Linked DNA regions of Mus musculus: region 2 is linked to region 1. Evidence: chromatin loops called from intact Hi-C (ENCODE). Cell type or tissue: left cerebral cortex. All regions are shown on one strand.

What was found. Hi-C counts contacts between places; a loop is a spot of excess contacts. Peaks named below come from ENCODE experiments on the same cell type or tissue, not always from the same donor. Only the 100,000 strongest peaks of a DNase experiment are listed, where the experiment ranks them.
Region 2: it touches region 1 in a loop (2.2-fold over the local background); 2 of 42 quality-filtered maps call a loop at or near these places.

What each region holds. Positions count from the first base shown.
Region 1 is chrX:48,254,834-48,257,333 of GRCm38, forward strand. It overlaps Utp14a (UTP14A small subunit processome component), which reads left to right and starts at 2,101. Exons shown (of 15, transcript NM_028276.1): 1 at 2,101-2,135. The coding sequence starts at 2,110. Gm39511 (a long non-coding RNA gene) reads right to left here and starts at 1,959. Exons shown (of 3, transcript XR_882302.1): 1 at 1,903-1,959. In left cerebral cortex, no CTCF peak of the experiment used is centred here; DNase peaks (open chromatin) are centred at 1,169 and 1,961; H3K4me3 peaks cover 1,516 bases; H3K27ac peaks cover 763 bases.
Region 2 is chrX:48,034,780-48,037,279 of GRCm38, forward strand. It overlaps Apln (apelin), which reads right to left and starts at 74. Exons shown (of 3, transcript NM_013912.4): 1 at 1-74. In left cerebral cortex, a CTCF peak has its summit at 1,161; a DNase peak (open chromatin) is centred at 13; H3K4me3 peaks cover 410 bases; H3K27ac peaks cover 61 bases.

The DNA of each region.
Region 1 (2,500 bases):
AGGTATTTGATAGAGTCAGGATGTAAAAGAGGTGGGGAATAGCTGAGGAATGGTGAGTCTAAGATGACTCTCATATATCTAACTTGATTGGATGATTTATTGATCAATTACAGAAACAAAGAATACAAGAGAACTCTGGTGGAAAAGGTCATCTCTGTTGTACTTGTGGGAACAAAGAAGGCACCCAGAGATAGTAATCTATAGTTTAAGAAAGACATATAAGCTAGAAGTGTAGATTTTCAAGTTCATATATCAGTTTTAAAAGCAATTTGCCCCAGGGAGAACATAGGGAACAAACATAGAGGGCCAAGAGTAAGCTTCTAGGGAATAGCATCACTTAGGGCATAAGTTTATTAGAAGCACACAACAAAGAAAATGGAAGAAGAGCCGGGTGTGGTGGCGCACACATTTAATCCCAGTACTCGGGAGGCAGAGGCAGGCGGATTTCTGAGTTCGAGGCCAGCCTGGTCTACAAAGTGAGTGCCAGGACAGCCAGGGCTACACAGAGAAACCCTGTCTTGAAAAACAAAAAAACAAAAAACAAAACAAAAAAAACAAAAAAGAAAGAAAGAAAATGGAAGAAGATGGTCATAGAGCTACCATCATAGAGGATACCAGGAGAGAGCAGTCAGGGAACTCTGGGCTAGAGTTTTAGCAACATTTAAAATTGACTGGGAGGGGAGCAGTGAGCAGGATGTAAAGTAAAAATAAATAATTTTTAAAAAATTGTCCTTAAGCCCACTGGAAAATTGTGTCTATGAAACCATAGAAAATATCTGCTTTGTTCAACAATGTATCAATAACTCCTAAAAACCTGGCACATAGTCAATGATTAAAAAAATTTTACTGAATGAATAATGAAAAACAAAAACAACTATCAAATCCCATATTCAATTCTGGGACCACAAAGACTAGAAAGTATTATTTTATTTAAGAATTTTAGAGCATTGCCGATTACCATAAGAAATTTCAGTGCAACCGTTGGAGAAAACAAAATGGAAATGACCTAAAAGAAATGGCAATAATGTTTTTATGCAAGAAGTCTCAGGCTGGTCAAAAGCATTTGACACCCTCCCCCCAACCCTGACAACCTAAATTTAATCCCCTGCAGCCAGATGGTGAAAGGAATTCCTACAGGTTGTCCTGATTTCCGCGTGTGCAATGGCATGCGTACACACGCGCGCGCACACACACACGCGCACGCACACGCAAATGCACTCACACACATAGATAGGTTTATTATTTACAAATTATGCCAGACGTGGTACCACAAAAGCATGTAATCTCAGCAGGTCGGGTGCTAAAGCAAGAGGATCACCAATTTAAGGCTAGCCTGTCTCAAACAAGAAAAAAAAAAAAAAAAAAAAAAAAGCAAGAGTTGAGAAACTGCAGCCTCATGCCTGTGCTGCAAGCAGTTTACTAGTGAGCTATGGACCGGATAAAATAAGATTGTGTGTGCGTGCATGTGTGTATGGGTCCTACTATGTTGCACCGGATGGAGCAAGAAGAGATCTTTCTGCCTCATAACACATTCTCGAGTGACATTTTCTTGTATAGGAAAAGGGGACAATGAGCTGTAATCACAGGTACACCGGCTCAAAAAGAATTTCTCTTCAGATGGATAGAAACTTGCTACGTTCCCGTCCCCTTGATCTGGCAGGAGTCCAACACAGTCTGGGGCTGGCCAGTCCAGAGCTGTGCGACAGAGTCCAACGGGGCCTGGCCCTGGAGGCTTTGTTTTGGTTTGATTGGTTTTGGTTTTAGCTCCGTCCCTGACAGCGCAGCACCCTCGCCCTCACCACACTAATCTCGGACCGCAAGAAAACCGAATGCCAGGGAACCAATACCGCCAACCTAAATAAAAACCTCTCAGAAGAATGGGGACCGGCAAGTCCCACCCACCGGCAGTGCGGACCAACTGGCAGGCAGCCGGCTTTTCCATCGACCAATCCTGGAGCGCCTACAATACTTTGCAAGCCTCCCCCTGGGCGGAAATGACGCGCGTTGTCGCGCGTGATTAGCGGAAGCAAAATTTGCTTTGCGGCAGGCAAGGAGCTTGCTCTCTCTTTGGTTTCCGTTCCTGACCCATGTGAGTTACCGGCGACAGCGATGAACTCTATCAAAGCTACGAAGGGGTAAGACGTAAAAGGGAAAGGAGATTCCCGGGTATTTTTGAGGGCTGAATTTCCTGTATTTAGGGAAGTGGAAGCCGAACTGCTGTTTGTTAGAGATTCGCCTCCCCAAACCCTGCCAGTAGTTAATGTATCGGCTAGGAATCCTAAAGTCCCTTAATTTAAATTGGCTTTGCTCCTCAGTTTCTCGGCTCTTAAGTTGCATCGCTGTTAGGTCTGATGGTCGTCCGACTCTTGGCAAAGTTACTATTGATTTCCCTTTATTTGTCACGTGCGCATTTTCTGCCTCTGCCACGCGCAACATGCGCCGTCTGTGAGAGTGCCAAGTTGTGCCAGACCTAACAGGTATTTCATGTTACCCCTCAACG
Region 2 (2,500 bases), 220 kb before region 1:
TCTAAGTGGCTGACGCTGCTCTGCCCGCGACTCCCAACTACCCGTTGGTCCAGGCTGTTAGAGAGAATGCTTCCCTGCTCACTTCGGGGTCTGCATTTTGTAGCTTGTGGTTTGGCCGCGAGCCCACTTGGTCATGTGGTCATTAGGAGGCGGGGGGGTTGGGGGGGGGGGGAAGAGAGGCAGGAAGAGGGAGAGGGAGTGAGCCTCCCGCACCGCCCCCCTCCCGGGAAGCATGCTGCAGCCCTATCCAGGGCGCGAGAGAGAACCCAGAGGTGGCCCCACAACAAAGGCCGAGCGGCTGCTCGGACAACCCACAACTGCTCCCCGGACAATGCCTGCCTGGCCGGGGTCCAGAGGGTTTGTAGAGACCTGAAGGATTTCAAACACGTAAACCATTTGAAACAGTGAGGGGCACTCTTAACCCTTTCTCACCTGGGTTTCCTTAACAGCTGTCAGGATACCTGGGCGTTTGCAGAAGGACCCTATTTGGGCTGCCCACAACACCCTCCCTCCATTTCCGAATCTAACTATGTTTTTTTTTCTTTCCTTGACACTGCATTCGCAAGTATGGGTTTGCTCAAGACCTCCCCTACTCCGCCTTTTTCCTCTGCATCTTCAACTGAATTAGAATTGGGGGTGATTGCCTAGGTTGTGCATAAAACTTAGGTAACCACCATTCATATCTCCTGCTGTCCCCTAGCGAGTACCTTCTACCTGGACTGGTGGGCTCGGTGACCAAGCTCTTTATGCATACAGCAAAACCTCAATATCCCACCCAATCTAAAGGCCACCGTTCTGTCCCTGCCCAACCTGAGATGCTACCCCCTGGTTCCTCTTTACTGTGGGGAGGCATTCTGCAGGTTCTACCATGTTCCCCTTCTTGCTGCTTGGAGCTGACCCCAACTTAGTTTTGTCTCGTTGTAGGGAGGATCCTCCCAGCTCCTTCCAAACTCAGCTGGATTTCTTTTACACTCAACTGGGATTCCCTATTATAAGAGGGCCTGGAGTCATTTGCCTTTCTACTCTAGATGCTTAGCTCCTTTTACAGCCTGGGATTCCCCCAAAGAAATGCACCAGATTGGGAACTCTTTAAGACAGGACCCTAACGGTCCCAATCTTCCAGGTCTCTCCAAAGTCCCCAATATCATTCTCTGCACATAGGTGGCACTCAACACATATTAAAAGACTAAATCAAAAGGTGTTCCCACCTTGCAGCAAGCCAGGCAGTTTGCTCCATGTGTACATCCAAATGTACACAAAAGGTACATTGGACAGGGTTTCTCTGTACCGCAGAAGATGTGAAATGGTATGCTATATTAGTATGAAATATCTTTGAAATGTTACAACGTTCCAATACATACATTTATCAGTCTCTCTGCCAAAACTGTCCACAAGAAAGTGACCTTTTATATATATATATATGCAGCTCCAGGCCCAGAACACAGCCTCAGAGCTAACGGGCTTCAGAATATATGATTCTGAATATAAGAGTAACTATTCAAATAAGTCAAGGGAGTCAGATGGGAATAAGGTGGGGTTCTTGATGGTCGTCTGCGGTCCAACTGGCCATATTGAATAGAAGAGGAACCAGGAAGAATCTCTCTTCACCTGAGGGACCCTGAATATGAACAGCCAGCATGGGTAGAATGTCACTCTTTTTTCCCCTCTCCTACAGGAAAGAACAGTTCAGTGAGAACGAGAAACATTGTCTTCTAGATGTAGCTGCTGTAGGCCATCACTGCCCTTACCTACACTTACTGGATCTTAGGCAAGGATAATCTCTGCTCTTCCCACTCCATGGTGCTATAGGGACAAATGAGATCATGTGTCTGAAGGCACTGTACAAAGTGAGAAGCCCTCACAGAGTCACTATTAGGAAACACATAGCTCCCGTTCCTGACGGAGCAAGCCTGTGCACATGTAAATAAGTGCCTCTCAAAACTTAATAGAAACTTTCATATTTTATTGCATGTTTACTGGGATGTGCATGACTTTCGCTGAGTGGCTAGAATACTGCTTTCTAATATGATAGATAATAACCACATTCTAAACAAAGTTAAAATTTCAGTCCCTTGGTCATACTGGCCATATTTCACTTGCTTGAGCCATATATGCATTGCTGGTGGCTACGGTACTAAGCAGCATAGAACATGGCCCATTGACAAGAGTTAGCATCCATGTGAGGCAGGGGACACAGCCTGGTGTATGTATTGTTGGGAACAGAGATGAGATGGCTGTCCTCCGTGAGAGCAGTGTGTCATTAGTCCCCCCACATCAGCAATGTACTATACAGTTCCATGGTCTCTTACATCATTACCATCGGCTCTTTAGCTGCTCAGTTAACTTACTTACCTCTGTGTACTGTGGATTTGTATGCGCAGTGTGTCTTTTTATTTTCCTAACCTGAGATTTTGGTTAACAATTTTAAATTCTGCTCCTCAATTCCTTACCTATGCAGTGTGGCTCCAGATGCCCCTTTGAGGCTTCCAGGCTTCTTCTG